2 separate regions of the Homo sapiens genome follow, and region 1 is linked to region 2. The links are chromatin loops, found by intact Hi-C in ENCODE. Cell type or tissue: stomach. All regions are shown on one strand. Links, peaks and the distances in the headings refer to the core of each region. The heading gives the core; the rest is flanking DNA.

Region 1 (8,383 bases), core at 2,959-5,458, 150 kb after region 2:
AACTGACTGGCGTTGGCTGAATCCATGGGTCGCCTCTGTCCTCTAGTGGCGAGAGAGGGAAAGGCATTGGCCACTCCGGGCCAGGCTTGCCAACCAGATTCAATTGCCTTTGAGTGATGGTGTGTATTTGGTCACCTGGAAACCTAGCAGCACCAGGCAGCACAAACCCAAGCAAGGCCAACACACAGAAGTCATCACAGAACACATTCCAGGCCTGGGGTAGAGGGTTTCACTCACCTGTTTATTTGTTCATTCATTTATTCATTCAACAAATATTTATGGAGTGTCTGCTATGTGTGGGCATGGCTCTAGGAAGTAGATCAAGACAGTGATCAAAACAGGCAATGAGGCAGTGACGTCATTGGCAAGATGGCAGAAAAGGACTTTTCAGCACTTGCCCCTTCACTGAAACATGAATTTGAACAACAATCTGTGCACGAAAATACCTTCAGAAGAGCTCAGGAATCTGGGTGATAGATTACAGTACCTGATTAGTCAGTGTGGCGATTCCTCAGGGATCTAGAACTAGAAATACCATTTGACCCAGCCATCCCATTACTGGGTATATACCCAAAGGACTATAAATCATGCTGCTGTAAAGACACATGCACACGTACGTTTCTTGCGGCACTATTCACAATAGCAAAGACTTGGAACCAACCCAAATGTCCAACAATGATAGACTGGATTAAGAAAATGTGGCACATATACACCATGGAATACTATGCAGCCATAAAAATAATGAGTTCATGTCCTTTGTAGGGACATGGATGAAATTGGAAATCATCATTCTCAGTAATCTATCACAAGGACAAAAAACCAAACACCGCATGTTCTCACTCATAGGTGGGAATTGAACAATGAGTACACATGGACACAGGAAAGGGAACATCACACTCTGGGGACTGTTGTGGGGTGGGGGGAGGGGGGAGGGATAGCATTAGGAGATATACCTAATGCTAAATGACGAGTTAATGGGTGCAGCACACCAGCATGGCACATGTATTCATATGTAACTGACCTGCACATTGTGCACATGTACCCTAAAACTTAAAGTGAAATAATAATAATAAAATAAAATGAAATAAAATAAAAAAGAAAAGACACATTGAAGGCAGTAGGAAGGACAGCTTCAGATTACCTGTGTCCTCACACCCCCAAGCCTATGCAGGGCATCACCGAGAGATACCTTCTACGTGGAGGAAAGAGAGCGAAGTGACCGCCAGTTTCACTGTGGACCCTAGTGCTAGGCTAGCCCTTATGAATCCAGGATCCTGGAGTCTAATAATGTTAACAGAAAAACATTAAACAGATTAAATTTAATAGAGTTTAATTGAGCAAATAACAAAAATTCATGAATCAGTCAGTCCTCAGACCAAATAGGTTCAGAGAACTCCAGGCTGCAACATGGTCAGGTAGCATTTATGGACAGAAAATGGAAGGGAGGTGCAGAGACCAGTTGATGGGTTATGGCTTCATTTGTCTTATTTGAGCATGTTCTTATCAGTTGGCCCCCTGCAACTGACTGAAGCTCAGCTGCTGAGACTGGCTGAGACTCAGTTACCTGTTATAAAATTATACTCCTAAGTTAGGCTTGCAGTTAGTTTCCATCCTATGTTAGGTTGAAGTTAATTAAAGAGGGACTCAAAGTGCAGAGGCATTGTCAGACCAAATTTAATTTAATTTAACAATAGAGTGGTTAAGCGTATTTGGGGGGGAAAAAGATCCAACTATATGCTGCCTAAAAGAGAGTCACTTCAGCTTTAAAGATACATATAGGTTGAAAGTGAAGAGATGGAAAAAGGTATTCCATACAAATGGTAACCAAAAAGGGGAGTGGGGTGGTTATTCCAAAATCAGATAAATTAGATTTTAAGTGAAAAACTGTCACAAGAAATAAAAAAGTTTTATCCTACGTATAATGATAAAGGGATAAACTCATCAAAAGCATATAACAATGATAAATACGTATGCACCCAACATTAGAGCACCTAAGTACATAAAGAAAATATTTTAAAAATTAAAGGGGGAAATAGACAGAAATACAATAATAGTAGGAGACTTCCATACTTCACTTTCAACAATGAATAGATCTTCCAGATGGAAAGTCAGTAGGAAACGGTGGACTTGGACAACACTATAGACCAAATGGACCTAACAGGCACATACAGAACATTCCATCCAACAGCAGCAGAATTATGCACACACAGAGAGCATTATGCAGAATAGAGGGAGACATCACACTACCTGATTTCAAAATATTCTACAAAGCAATAGTAATCATGACAGTATAATACTGGCATGAAAATAGACATATAGACCAATGGAACAGAATAGAGAACCCAGAAATAAATCTATTCATTTTCAGTCAATTGCTCTTTGACAAAGTTGCCAAGAATATACAAGGTGGGAAATATATTCTTTTCAATAAAGTGTGTGGGAACAACTGGATATTCACATGCAGAAGAATAAAACTGAACCATTTTCTCACACCATATAAAAAATCAACTCAAAATGCATTAAAAACATAAAAGTAAGATGTGAAACTACTAGAAGAAAACATAGAGAAAAAGTTTTTTGACATTCATCTGGGCAATGATTTTTTGGATATGACCAGAAAAGCACAGGCAACAAAAGCAAAAATAAATGGAATTGCATAAAACTAAAAAGCTTCTGGGCTGGGCACAGTGGCTCACACCTGTAATCCCAGCACTTTGGGAGGCCTAGGTGGGTGTATCACCTGAGGTTAGGAGTTCGAGACCAGCCTGGCCAACATGGTGAAACGCCGTCTCTACTAAAAATAAAAAAATTAGCTGGGCCTCGTGGCAGGTGCCTGTAATCCCTGCTACTTGGGAGGCTGAGGCAGGAGAATTGCTTGAACCCAGGAGACAGAGGTTGCAGTGAGCTGAGATTGCGCCATTGCACCCTAGCCTGGGTGAAAAGATCGAAACTCCATCAAAACAAACAAACAAAAAAGCTTCTGTAAAGCAAATAAATAATTGACAGATTGAAAGAGACACCTATAAAGTGGGAGAAAATATTTTCAAACCATACATCTGACAAGAAGTTAATATTCAGGCTATATCAGAAACTCAACTTAAGGCTGGGTGCAGTGGCTCATGCCTGTAAACCCAATACTTTTGGAGGCTTAGGAGGATGGATTCCTTGAGTCCAGGTGTCTGAGATCAGCCTGGGCAACATGGTGAAACCCCATCTCTACAAAAATTACAAAAATTAGCTGGGCATGGTGGTGCATGTCTGTAGTCCCAGCTACTTGAAAGGATGAGGTGGGAGGATCACTTGAGCCCCGGAGGCAGAGGCTACAGTGAGCCAAGTTCAATCCACTGCACTCCAGCCTGGGTGACAGAGTGAGACTGTCAAAAAAACAAAACAAAACAAGAACAAAAAACAAAAAACAAAACAAAAACAAAAACAAAAAAACAAAAGCAAAAACAAACAAACAAAAAACCCACAACCCCCCCCAAAAGAAACAACTCAACTCAATAGCAAGAAAACAAATGATCTGATTAAGAAAATAGGCAAAGTACTTGAATAGATATCTTTCAAAAGAAGACACACAAATGGCCAAGAGATATACAAAAAAATGCTCACTATCACTTATCATGAGAAAAATGCAAATCAAAATTACAATGGGATATTACCTTACACCTTACACCTAAGAATGGCTATGATAAAAAAGACAACTGCCCTGGCCAACATGGTGAAACCCCACCTCTACTAAAAATACAAAAGTTAGCTGGGCTTGGTGGCACGTGCCTGTAATCCCAGCTACCTGGGAGGCTGAGGCAGGAGAATTGCTTGAACCCGGGAGGTGGAGGTTACAGTGAGCTGAGATCGCACCACTGCATTCCAGCCTGGGTGACAGAGCGACACTCCATCTCAAAAAAAAAAAAAAGAAAAAAACTAAATATTGGCTGAGATGTGGAAAAATGGAAACCCTTATACACTGTTGGTGAGAATGCAAATTAGTACAATCGTTATGAAAGACAATATGAAAGTTTCTCCACAAATTAAAAAGAGGACTACCATATAATCCAGAAAACCCTCTTCTGGGTATATGTCCAAAGGAAATGAAATCAGTATGTCAAAGAGACATCTGTATTCATGTGTTCATTGCATTATTCACAATAGCTAAGACATGGAACCTAAGTGTCCATCAACAGATGAATGGATAAAGAAAATATGGTATGCATATGTATGTGTGGGAGGGTAAACATATATGTGTGTGTGTAGTCACACACACACTGAAATATATTTCAGCCTTAAAAAGGAAGGACATGCTACAACATGAATCAAACTTGAGGTCATTATGCTAAGTGAAATAAGCCAGTCGCAAAAAGATAAATATTGTGTGATTCCACCTATATAAAGTACCTAGCCTAGTCAAATTCATACAGACAGAAAACAGAATGCTAAAGGGCTGAAGAAAGGAGGGTATAAGGAATTATATTTTAATGAGTATAATGTTTTAGTTTTAGTTATGCAGGATTAATTAATTTTGGAGATCTAATGTATAGCATAGTTACTATAGTAATAATACTGCATTGTATACTTGAAATTTACTAAGAGAGTAGATCTTAAATGTTCTCACCACACACACACAAAAGCAACTATGTGAGGTGATGACTATGTTAATTAGTTTCATTGTGGTAATCATTTCACCATGTATACATGTATCAAAACATCACATTGTATACCTTAAATATATACAATTTTTATTTGTCAATTATCCCTCAATAAAGCTGGAAAAATGCTCATAAAGCCACCCCTCTCCCATAAAAATTACACATAGGCAAGTTTATCCAGTCATGGGATTTTCATTCTAGTGCATATTTCCTGACACAGGTGGGGAGTTAACAACACTAGCCAATCATTTAATCTGCGACCTTTCATGTTTGGACTTTCCTGAAATGGCCCCAACAATTAAATGGCGTAATACAACAGGAGGAGCCCTGAACAGACAGTAGGTTAGACTGGGTTTGAAATCTTGTTCCTCCATTTACTAGCCAGGTGACCTTGGGCATATCATTGAAAGTCCATGTTTGGCCTGTTCCCTTCTAGCAGTGTGCCAGGACCTCATGGATCAGTGATGGACTAGACTCTGTGGCTCCTCCCCACTCAAAATGTGGGATAGTAGCATCTACCTGACCACAGCTGTGGATGTTGACATGCCTTTCACCTGGCATTGGGAAAAAAGGGTCACACTCTTTTTGCCTTATTATAAAAAGAAGGAAATAGGTTCATAAAAATAATTTGATATAATTTATTCTGTTTTGCTATATGCCAGTGTTTCCATTATCTGTTGCTGTGTAACAAACCGCCCCAGAACTTGGCAACTTAAAGCAACAGTGTCTTATTATTTCTCATCATTTTTATGTGTTGACTGGGCTGGACAGGGCAGGTTTTCTGCTGCAAGATTTCTGTTAGGGCTTGGATGGCCAGAATAGTCTCTTCACTCCCATGCCTGGCATCTCTGCTGGGATGGCAGGACCAGCTGGGGCCTGACCAGGCATCGTTCTCTCTTTGTGGTGTCTCCAGCAGGGTAACTGAACTTTAACAGGATGGCTCTCGGCTTCAAGAGCTCCACAAGAGTCTAAGCCACTACATGCAAGTGCTTATCAAAACTCTGATTGCATTATGCTTGCTAATGTCTCATTCACCAAAGGAAGTCACATGGTTAAGCCCACGGCCAATGTGGGCAGGAACCATATGAGAGTATGAATAGTGGGAAGCATGTCCATTGGGGGACACTGGGGTGACATACTACAGTGGCCAGCCAGGGTGCTGATGTGAGGGGCCCTTTGTAAAGCAGTGTGGTTGTGTCCCTGTAGATCCAGGAGTCAGGATGCATTTTGCTGCTGCTGTCTTACCAAAAAATTACTTTTAATTGGGACATCTTAATGTTCCCATAATCTCGTCTAATAAGGAATAATAAAACAAGAGGTCAGAGGAGTCTTTCTTGGCCCTGTGTAGAGGCTCTAAGAGTTGGTCAAACATCCCTTCCCACCCAGTTGCAGGGAGACATGCCCTCAGTAGTTCACTACTTTACCACTCTAAATGGGAACCATCCCAGCAGGGAGGCTGCACACAAAAGGAGCACCACAAAATTCCTCTTGTATTTCTCCTTCCCTATGCGTAATTAGTGGAGAAAGGCAGCATCATGGGGGTGAGACACGTTGGCCCTAGGACTTTGTGATGGTGAGCACATTAGATTTTCAGGTCATTTGGCTCTAGACACATTCTCCAAAAAATAATTTTCAGCCATCAAGTCTTGGTGTTCTCTCTATTTTTATCTCCAGTGCAGAGGTTTGGGCTTAATCACACTCCTCAAGTTACTAAACTGACCTTGTCTTGTTTCATGTGTGTATGTATGTGTGTACGTATGTATATATGCATGCATGTATGTATTATTCTTTTTGATTCCCTTTTCCATGCCTCACCCCATAGATAAACTTTCTGCGGTGTTTAATATATATCTTTTTATTTGTATGCATTCTTCCCAACTGTGTATTATGCTTTTGTATGCATGCATGTTTAATTTTCATATATGGCATAATCAATTGCTAAAGTTATGCAAAATTGATCATGTTATCAATTTAACTTTTTTTTTTTTTTACCTTTTCCTTTCCAACTGTGGATTTTAGGCCCATCTACATTACTGTGTGTTCTCCAAGTTTGTTGCTTCATGGTGTGCACCACCCCCAATGCTGTTCTCCATTCTGCCACATTACCTGGCCATCCTCCCACTGCAGAGCCTCCCCTCCCTGTCCCACAAATGTCCCTGCTGGGAACATCCTCAGCAGACCTCCAGAGAATTTCTCTGGGCTCTATGAGCAGGAGCAAAATGAGTGTGCAGAGGATGTGGGTCACAAATGTGAGTAGGTAGTGCCAGAGAGCTTTTCTGACTGGAAGCCCTGGTCTCTGCCCTCAGTAGCAGTGCCAAAGGACATACCTTCTCTTCCCAGCCCAGCCCTGGCATTAGCCACAAGAAGATGAAGATGCAGGCCCTGCTTGCAAGGATCCTGTGACATTATTCCACCTCGAATCCCTAACCTCTGTGGACGGGTTTTCTGGCTTCGTCCCGGGCAGTCTGACCAAGCCCTGGCATTCCCAGGCCACATCCACCTGCCTTGGCATCCTGTCCCCAGCCACCCTGCCTTCCTCGGATGTGGCCAACAGACATGTGTCATGGCGAATGTGCCAGAGCAACTGGGAGCTACTCAGAGAGGAACTCAATGAAGATGAGATCATTTTACCTCCCCCACAGTTCCCCAGCAAATCTCAGCACTGAGCCTCTGTGCCAACTCCAGAGAGAGTGCACTTGTTGGTAACTAACTGCTTTGTTTACCATTCACAGTGGCTCTGAAAAGCCCACCTCTTGGGTGGTAGATATGAAGTGAACAATGTTACTGTGATGAAATGACACAGTGACAGCCTGGAGGTCATGCAACCTAGAGAACCTAGAGCGGGACCCTGTTCTAGATACTTCATTTCACAGGTAACCTAGAGAACCTAGAGCGGGACCCTGTTCTAGATACTTCATTTCACAGGCAACCTACAGAACCTGGAGCGGGACCCTGTTCTAGATACTTCATTTCACAGGCAACCTAGAGAACCTAGAGCGGGACCCTGTTCTAGATACTTCATTTCACAGGTAACCTAGAGAACCTAGAGCGGGACCCTGTTCTAGGTACTTCATTTCACAGGTAACCTAGAGAACCTAGAGCGGGACCCTGTTCTAGGTACTTCATTTCACAGGTAACCTAGAGAACCTAGAGCGGGACCCTGTTCTAGATACTTCATTTCACAGGTAACCTAGAGAACCCAGAGCGGGACCCTGTTCTAGATACTTCATTTCACAGGTAACCTAGAGAACCCAGAGCGGGACCCTGTTCTAGATACTTCATTTCACAGGTAAAGACACTGAGACCCAGAAAAATGATCTTCCTTGTTATGTAATGAAAGGCCAAGCTGGTGCCAGAGTCTAGGAGCCCCATTGCTCTGGCCCATCCTCCTTTCCTATCCCTGCCCCAGTTTCCTTCCCACCAGTTGATGCTGCAGGGGCCCTCAACTCCACAGATAAGCCTAAACTTTGCCCCAAGACATTGAACTTCTTCCCTTCCTAGACTGGTCTTGTGAAATATTCAGAAACAGGAAATTGGCTTTATTGATGACTTTCCTTCCCTTCCCAATTCAGTTCAGGAAACAATAAACTGAAACAAGAATAAATAAAATAAATAGGGAAGAGAAGACAATAATAATCAGAACTATTTCTTGACTGTGAAAAGACTGTAATGAAATAAGGAAATAAGATCCCTTAAGAATTCTATTGGCCAGGCACAGTGGCTGCTCACACCTACAA
Region 2 (8,383 bases), core at 1,976-4,475:
GCAAGAGTGGCAGGTTTTTGGGATGACCTGTGACATAGGGTTGCTGGGATGATTAAGTGAGTTGCTGTAAGCACAGTGCTTCCTGTGCCTGCCTGGCGGGAAGCATGCCTAAGTGTTAACCATCATCATTATTATCATCACTATTATGGGATGGGTCACACAGACTTTCCCTTTCTGCTAAGGAAGACTGGAATTCCTCAGCTTCAGTTTCATGGGGCTCCTAGGCCAAGCCAACAGCCCTGATTGAACCCTGGGCCTGCTTTGGCTTTGTGGGCTGCAGAGAAGGACCTATCTCTCTTAGCTCAATCTCAGAACACAAAGCCAACCTGGTGGCTGGGGCGAAGTGGGAGAGGTGAGGATAAGGTGAATCTGATGGTCATCGCGACAGCAAAGTGCGGTGATGTTCGTGAAAGTGCGTGTGGCTGCCGCGCTCCCTCCAAGTGTAGAAGGCCATGAACAGTTCTCCTGGCTGCCTCTTAGATGAACAATGAACCATGAACTCATTCAGTCATCTCTGTGGAGTCCTTGTGTGTCAGAACATTTTAGAGATGGGAGGTCAGTGGGTGGACCTGCATACCACACCCCCTAGCAAACGGAGGAAAGCAAGCTTCAGGGAAGGGAGGGTGGTTGGTTCACGGCGAGGCGGGGCTGAAAGAGGCTTCCAAGGTAGGGGAGCAGCACTCCAGGAGCTCTGGCTTCAAGCCCACCTGTGGCTGACAGTGAGGCTACAGTCAGAGATGAAGAGTGATTGATTGTCTTTATGGGATGAAGAGTGATTGTCTTTATGGCCAAGGCCTCCACGTGCTGGACATGATGAAACAAACAAACAAACACACACACAGCTTCCTCTAGAAGCTGTGTGTGTGACCTGAGGGCCACACACATGGCCCTCAGGTCATGAGGCATGAGAATCTTTGAGCCGCACACATCAGCCCTGTAGCTTCCAGCAGAGCCCTTCCTGCCTTCCTTGAAGATTCAGAGCCACATTCGCATTCTGACTACTCTCCACTAGAGGGAGACATCACCACTTGTATTTAATATTTCTCCCTAGACGCTCAGTGCTGCCCTGGGGTAAGCCATGCCTGTTGGAAGAGCTCACAGGGAAGGACCAACCCAGCCTGCGGTGTGAACCTACTCAGGGCTAGGAGTCAGCACTGCCTTCCTAAGGGGCTGCCGGATTCTCTTCCCCTTTGACAGAGGTGCGGCCAGCCGTCCAGATGTGGCTGGATGACCAGTTAAGGGGCAATCACCTGCCCTTCTGCCCCACTCCGCCGGAGGTATTGGGTGCAGAAGTAAAGGTGGCTGCTCGGGGATTCCAAGTAGATGTAGGGGAGCTGAGGCCTCAAAGGCTCCCGATCTCCTGGCCTGTGAAAGCAAGTGGACATCTTAGAGAGTCCTTGCTTATGGGTGCCTGCAACTTCCAGGAAGAGGTCGTAGAGGAAGCAGCAGGAAGTGTTCCTGGAAACTCCACGCAGAGGCTGGACGCCCTGGGAACTTTGGCTCAGTGTGCTCTGTGGAGGGATATTATCTGTAGGGACCAGGATATAACACAGCAAAGGGATCAGGTGTCCTTTGGAAAAATGATTTTCCAAGTCAAATTAAATACCACTTGCTTACAGATTTTCTTGAATCTCACCAGGCTAAGAATCAGGCTGAATTATTTTGAACGCCTACCTGATCACTGGACCCGGAGTGAGGAGGGGAGACATGGAAGGTGACCTTGTATGCAACCCTTTTTCCTCTGGTGTCAGTCTTCCACTCAGGGCCTTGGTTTCCCCCTCTGGCAAGCGGGAAGTTGATTTAGGTGATCTCCAGGTTTCCTCCTGCAATAGACAGTGGTACGTTCAGTTTTTCCTCCTGTGTTATGGGTCATTTGTCACCAACTTGCTACTTTCCGCAGTCTGAAGCATATTAAAAGCGGCCCCCATCTCCCACATAAGCAAGCATTTAAAAAAAAAATACTGGTTAAAATAAAATGAGATTGGCCTCTTAGAACCAGTCAACTCATCAAAGTGATGCTGAGCCCTTCTGAGCTCAACAATGTTGACAGTAATTTATGCATTTCACAGCACTAGGCTGGAAAAGTGCAAGCACAGGGCTAAGGCTTACATTTCCTGTGTCAACAGTCACTTGCCTGGTGTCTGGTTTCTTTTTTGGTCCTGCTTACCTTGTGCCAGCCGGTGCCAGCTCAGGGGGCTCTGTGAGGCCACCTCGCCTGCTGGTGACAGAGTCCTCACTGCTTTTAATTTCCAAGTACTGCTTCATCTCTTGGAGATGCTTCAGTGACTCCATTCCAAGGCGGGTTTAGATGACGAAGTGGATGACGATGGGGGGAGTAGGGGAATCTCCTTAGAGACAAACCTGGGAGAAGGCATTTCTCATTCCAGTCAATACATAAATGTTATTGATTGGAATCATATTGGGTACATATTGCTTGGAACAAGGAAGAAGTATCTTTCCACTTCCTTTTGTTTAGCTCTTTAATGGGAAAAGTCTCTGTTTTTTTTTTTTTTTTCAGTTTCCCTCTTGTCGCCCAGGCTGGAGTGCAATGGCGTGATCTTGGCTCACTGCAACCTCCGCCTCCCGGGTTCAAGCGAATCTCCAGCCTCCTGAGTAGCTGGGATTACAGGCATGTGCCACCACGCCCGGCTAATTTTATATTTTTAGTAGAGATGGGGTTTCTCCATGTTGGTCAGGCTGGTCTCAAACTCTTGACCTCAGGTGATCTGCCTGCCTCGGCCTCCCAAAGTGCTGGGATAACAGGTGTGAGCCACTGTGCCCAGCTGTTTCTGGTTATTAATAGGAACAAAATACCAGGGCATGCTTTGTCTAGGTCAGTCCTCATTCTTCATTGTGGATCAGAATCAGCTGGAGAACTTGTCAAAATGCAGATTCCTGGGCTCTGAACCCCCGAGTTATGGACTCAGTAGGCGTAAGAGGCCTGAGAATTTGCATTTCTATCCAGCTCCCAGGTGATGCTGATGCATAGGTCAAGGACCACACTTTGAGAAGCACCGGCGGGGAACACAGTGTTACCAGGTCTTGGTCTCCATCCAATGCAGTAAACACTATGCGATAACAACCTGGGGGCTTTTGAGCTTACAGGAACAGTCAATGCAATAGAAGCACGCGCTGCTAGGTCTCCAAGGAAACAGGGACAGTCTCTTCTCCCGCTGTTAGTTAATGAGAGTGTGGTTGTAACTAAACTACTGGCTAATTACCACGATCGTGGGAAGTGTCCCAGGTCGGCGCTATGAGCTTCTGCCACTAGGGGGAACCAGGGCTATTTCTCTGCAGGCTCCAGGCTGTGAGAAGAGGAAAAGTACTGAAGAGAGCGAGCAAAGCCTTTCAGAAAATACTGCAACACTGCGTGCCCGAGGCCCCCGCACATCGCTGCAATCTTGATGTGCACAGACACCGTCGAGAACCAAGGCTTGGCAGGGAGGGGGGATGGTTGATTTTCTAAGTTGTTTGGTTTTCCTCCCTTTCCTTAAAGTACATCCACATTAAGCCGTTTATGCCGCGGGTGACCTGTAGTATGAGAAGAAACACAGGTCGCTCTCCTGGCTTTGCAGATAGAGTAAGCTCAGGAGAGAGGGAAAGGAGCTGGGCAAAATGCCAGCAAGGGAGGGCTGGGCTGGCGGGACCCAGATGTTCCCTGCCCAGGAGCGTCGTGGAGAGAAGGGGAGGCATGCCTGGGGTTTGGACTGGCCAGCTTGCAGGTGGCTGTCAACCCTGAATGTTGTGGCATAGGTCAGGATGAGGTCCCTTGGGGTGGGGGAGGCAGAGTAATTCCTAAGGGAGAAAAAGACAGGAAAGCAGGTTTTGGGGCTAAGAAGACAAAAATGACTGAGAGGTTATTTTACCTGCCTTGAACTTGCAAACAAGTATGGGTCATGACCTCTTGTGAGTGCTGCCGCATGCCCTGTCAGCTGCTGTCTTCTGGGGACACGCATATTCTGACCGCCACAGAGGGCAGCATAACAGCCACAGTGCCTGCTGAGCAGGAACGTGCCGCCTAACCGGTCCGTGGCGTCCCTGCCTCTTTCTCCCTCATTAAGCCTCTTTCCCAGGACCACAGCTTTGGAAACAGCTTAATCTCTAACAAGTGATCCCGCAGGGACTTGCATTTCAGTCCCTAAAAACCACTCTGTTCCCTTTCTCGGCATGACAGTGGCCTTCTAATGGTTTCGGAGATAAGATATGAGCCCAGGTGATGTTGGGACGTGCAGAATCCATGGTGGGCTGCATAGGTATTAATTCGAGGAACAAATTTCCATAACGTGTGTGTTTGTGGGCATGAGGGTGTACACCTCAATGGCAAATTATCATAACAAAACATTAGCTATAAACATTTAGTTTGAGGACTTGGCGTATAGTTCCAAAAAATGATCTCATTAGCTTACTAACATTCACTTGTCCCTGTGACCAACACATGCAACTCACTGTTCGGAGGGAGCCCCCATCACAGCTAAACAGAGGGACCAGGAGTCTTCCTTCTTAAGCTGCAGCCTGACTTTTCTCCAGCTTACTGTGATAGTTTTCTGGCATGAGCAAAATAAGCAGACCCTGTCTCTCATAATTGAAAAGCGTGTGTGTGTGTGTGTGTGTGTGTGTGTGTGTGTGTGTGTGTGTGTATGTATGCATCCTTTTCATATTCCTTAAAACATTTTTAGCAGGTAAAATCATGTCTCTATGCTATTCTCTCACTGCCAGCCACAGAAAGGATCTTACACAAAGAAGTCCATGGGGCTCCCCTTCTCCTGCACTCAAGTCCTGGATAGGAGTTCTGACTTTTCTGAGTGACAGTTCCCAAAAGGGTTCCTTTTCACCTTTGTTGAATGCAGAAGCAGTGGCTCTTCAAGAGAGAGCATCTCCCTCACCCCTTAGTCATTCCGAGCTATTTGGCTCACAGGTACTTTCAGCATCAGATCTGGTCCTGACTCCAGCTTCCACTGAGTACACATCCTTAGGGCCTCTGCAGGGCGGTGCACCCATGCCTGGGAGGCCTCTCCATCCCTGGATCCCTGCGGCCACTCTTCAAGGCTCCTATTGCCAACCCAGGGATCTGCTGCTCCGTGCTGCTGTCTTGAGCACTGCCTGGCTGCTTGGACCAGGCAGGGCCCAATGACCACAAGTCAGGGAATGGAGAGAGGTGTTTGCTGCAGATTGAGATTCTGATCCTTCCTCTGTCCTTGAAGGACCCTCTCCTCCCCTGTCTCCCTCGCAGCCTTCTCCAGTGCTGGAGCTGACCCGGAACATCAGAGACAGGAAAGTCACTGCTCCAGTTGAATTTTGCTGCAGTTTCTTTTTTTCTCCCCTAGATGCTGAGAGCTATTTTTAGACAGGGACTTTTTTTTTTTTTTCAGGGGATCCACAGTCTATTTTTAAAGGACTTACGGAGGCCACATCATTCAGTGTTTCTCACAGGGACTTCAGAGAGAGTTAGGTGGGACAGGCCAGAGCAGTGGGGGTGCTGGCACCTTCCTGAGGAAGAGAGGGTATCAGGAGAGACCTGGGGAAGGTTGGGAGAAGCGTGGTGCCCAGGCAGGGCAGAGTGGGCTGCTTTCTCATGCTGGAGAGCATACGAGGGACTCACCATGCTCCTCCCTCCAGTCACCCCAGGCTTCGGGGCCAGAGCTGCCTGACTATCTTCCCATCCCAGCGGCCACAATGACATTGCCCTCCAACATGGCAGTGGGTTTAATTGACTGTACTTTCCTTCCTTTTTCCTAAACGTCTGTGTTCAGATGGCTTCTGCATCTCCTCTTTCCATGGCACTCCCTTGTCTCTGCAAACTGAGCTGTGGAAAGTTTTGGATCATGCCTTGGGCCTGAAGCCAGCCCCAAGAGGGCAAAGCTGAAGTCCTGGGTGAAGAGGGGACCTCGTGTGTCACAAGATGGAGACCAGGGTGGATAGGCTCCCGCTGCGACAGGGAGGATACAGCCAGGCGGTGATCTTGTCCTGGGCTCCCCAGGAGGGAAAGAAGAAGGAGGAAAAGGAGGAATCAGAGGAGAGCCATTCAGAGTGACTTGGGCAGAGACAGTAACAGGCTGCGGTGTCCTCGGAGACTCCCCTAGACCTGCTCTTTCTTCCACTCCTGAGTCCAGCCCTTAGTGTATAACTCCAAGGTCTGTGGATTTGGGGTCTGGATTCACAAGACTAGGATGGAGTAGTCAGGGAGAAGGGCCTGGGTGGAAGATTCCAGACAGAGTTGGTGAAAATGCTTCCAAACAGAGCTAAAGAGCTTTCCTCTCAGTGAATAGACAGGGGACTGCCCTCGCAGGAGCCCTGCGGCCACCCCATTGCGTGAGCCTCTCATGCTTCTCCTTGCTGTCTCCTTGCAGGACTTAGGCCGCAGGGTCAGGGCCTGGAACTGCTCTGAAAATAACTGGGGATTCCTGGTGCTCTCTGAGTCCTCCTGCCAATCTTCAGTTGTACCAAGAAGTGAGAAGGAAGGAGGCAGTGAGTGAAGAAGTCTAATTCCAGCTCGTTAGCCGACACCTGCACTGCCCTTCAGAAAAGGGCAGGCTGGGAATGCTGTTGTGTGGCCCCCTTTGGGGTGCCAGGACCCCTGGGTAAGGCTGCGTGCCTTGGGTGGGAGCTGAGACATAGCCCGGGCACCTTCTGCACAGTGGATGGGCCCGGACAGCCTGGCATCCCTGGCTCCGTCAGCAGGCAAGGAAGGGGCGAGAGCGCAGTGTGCTCCTAGAAAGATACTTATGCTCCCCACATCAAAGCCTCCCACCGTCATCTTCCTGAGAGCCTCAGGCAAAGCTGCGGGACCCTCTTTCCCTGTTCACATCAATCTTCGCAACAATCCCGGGATGCCAGGTCTGCCCTCATTCTGAACTCTCCAGAACCCCCTAACTTTATCAATGGTGACTGTATCAGTGAGGCCCTTCCTGACCACTCTTTTTAAAATGGTCACTCCCCTCGCTAGCACCCACCCCCCACACCCTCCTCACCTAAGTTGCGATTTCTCCCACCTGCCATAGATCTCACCATAGATCTCCCCACCTGTGGTTTATTATCTGTCTCCCGACAGGATCTCCACAAAGACGGGGTTTTGTCTATTTTGTTTATGGCTAAATCCCTCAGTGCCAACAAACATGAAGCACCAAATATATATTTGCTGAATGAATTAAGAAAAAGAGCAAAATGTGCCATGGCATAAGCATCCCTGGGGAAACTTTCTCTCTGACCTTCTCTCACTCCAGCCCAGCAGAGAATTTAGGGAAAAAAGTGACCACTCACCCCTTCCGCAGCAGATCAGTTCAGGCCCTGGAATAATCAGCAGTTCAGAACCTCAGCATATCAAAGCAGGAAGGGGCCAAAGAGATAATCAGATTTAAGCCCCACATTTTTGTGGAAGAGGGAACTAAAGCCCAGAGAGGTGAAGAAACTTTTCCAGAGTCACACAGCCAACTGGTGACAGCAAGTGAAACCCAAGTTCCCCGCTCCCAGGCTAGAATTCCTTCAATAAGCTCAAGTGGCCACAAACCTCTCTGCTTAGAAATGTGGAATTAGCCAGGTATGGTGGTGTGCACATGCAGTCCCAGCTATTTGGGAGGCTGAGGCAGGAGGATCGCTTGAGCCCAGGAGTTTGAGGCTGCAGTCAGCTATGATCATGCCACTGCACTCCAGCCTGGACAACAGAACAAGACCCTGTCTCAAAAACAAAACAAAACAAAACAAGAACAGAAAACAATCAAACAAAAAGCCCAGAAATGAGGGAAAGCATTACATTCCCTCCCAGGCCAAGGAGGCCAAGGACCTCTTGACAAGCAGGATAGGATTGTCCTCGAACTTGGGGCTAACAAACCCAAAATCCAGAGTGACCGGGCTCTTTGCCAGCTGGAGGATTCTGGGAGGCGCTGAAAAACGTGCCTTGTAAGATGTCTACTCTCGGCAGGACCCAAACTACACACAGGGAAGAAACCATATCAGCAGGGACAGACACTGCTTCTAGAGGCCATCCAGGGCTGGCCATAACCTCCACCCAGTGGAGTCAATGTATATATGTATTTGCAAGGAAGAGCTAGAAGCTGACCAGAATATAAATATATATATTTCACAAGTCACTCTGAATGGGAAAGCAGACCTGAACTCTTTACAGCCTCTCAGTTCATTCCCTTTCCCTACACAGCACCAAGCAGGAGTCAGGCTCAGGTCCATGGGGCTGGCAATCTGAGTGACATGCCATATCCCTCTGTTTTCCACTCATGCGGCACCATTGCTCCTAGACGGAGAGTGTGTTCAGTCTCCAGAATTAGTTCATTCTCAGGGGGTATCAATGCTTCATATGAATCACCTGCTGTGTTAGATTCTCCCCATTGGGCCTTCAGATGTGTGCAGATGAGTCTGAATTTATGTTGAACCC

The links. A loop is a pair of places that touch in the nucleus more often than their neighbours do. Peaks named below come from ENCODE experiments on the same cell type or tissue, not always from the same donor. Only the 100,000 strongest peaks of a DNase experiment are listed, where the experiment ranks them.
Region 1: it touches region 2 in a loop (5-fold over the local background); 98 of 110 quality-filtered maps call a loop at or near these places.

What each region holds. Positions count from the first base shown.
Region 1 is chr12:5,003,164-5,011,546 of GRCh38, forward strand. No RefSeq gene overlaps it. Among named protein-coding and RNA genes, the nearest start is that of KCNA5, 37 kb to the right of the region's middle. In stomach, for the core only: no CTCF peak of the experiment used is centred there; no DNase peak of the experiment used is centred there.
Region 2 is chr12:4,854,625-4,863,007 of GRCh38, forward strand. No RefSeq gene overlaps it. Among named protein-coding and RNA genes, the nearest start is that of KCNA6-AS1, 28 kb to the left of the region's middle. RefSeq lists enhancers at 962-1,011, 1,022-1,071, 2,927-3,570, 3,099-3,393. In stomach, for the core only: a CTCF peak has its summit at 3,260 (motif pointing right); DNase peaks (open chromatin) are centred at 3,287 and 3,997; H3K4me3 peaks cover 492 bases; H3K27ac peaks cover 1,085 bases; H3K27me3 peaks cover 2,391 bases.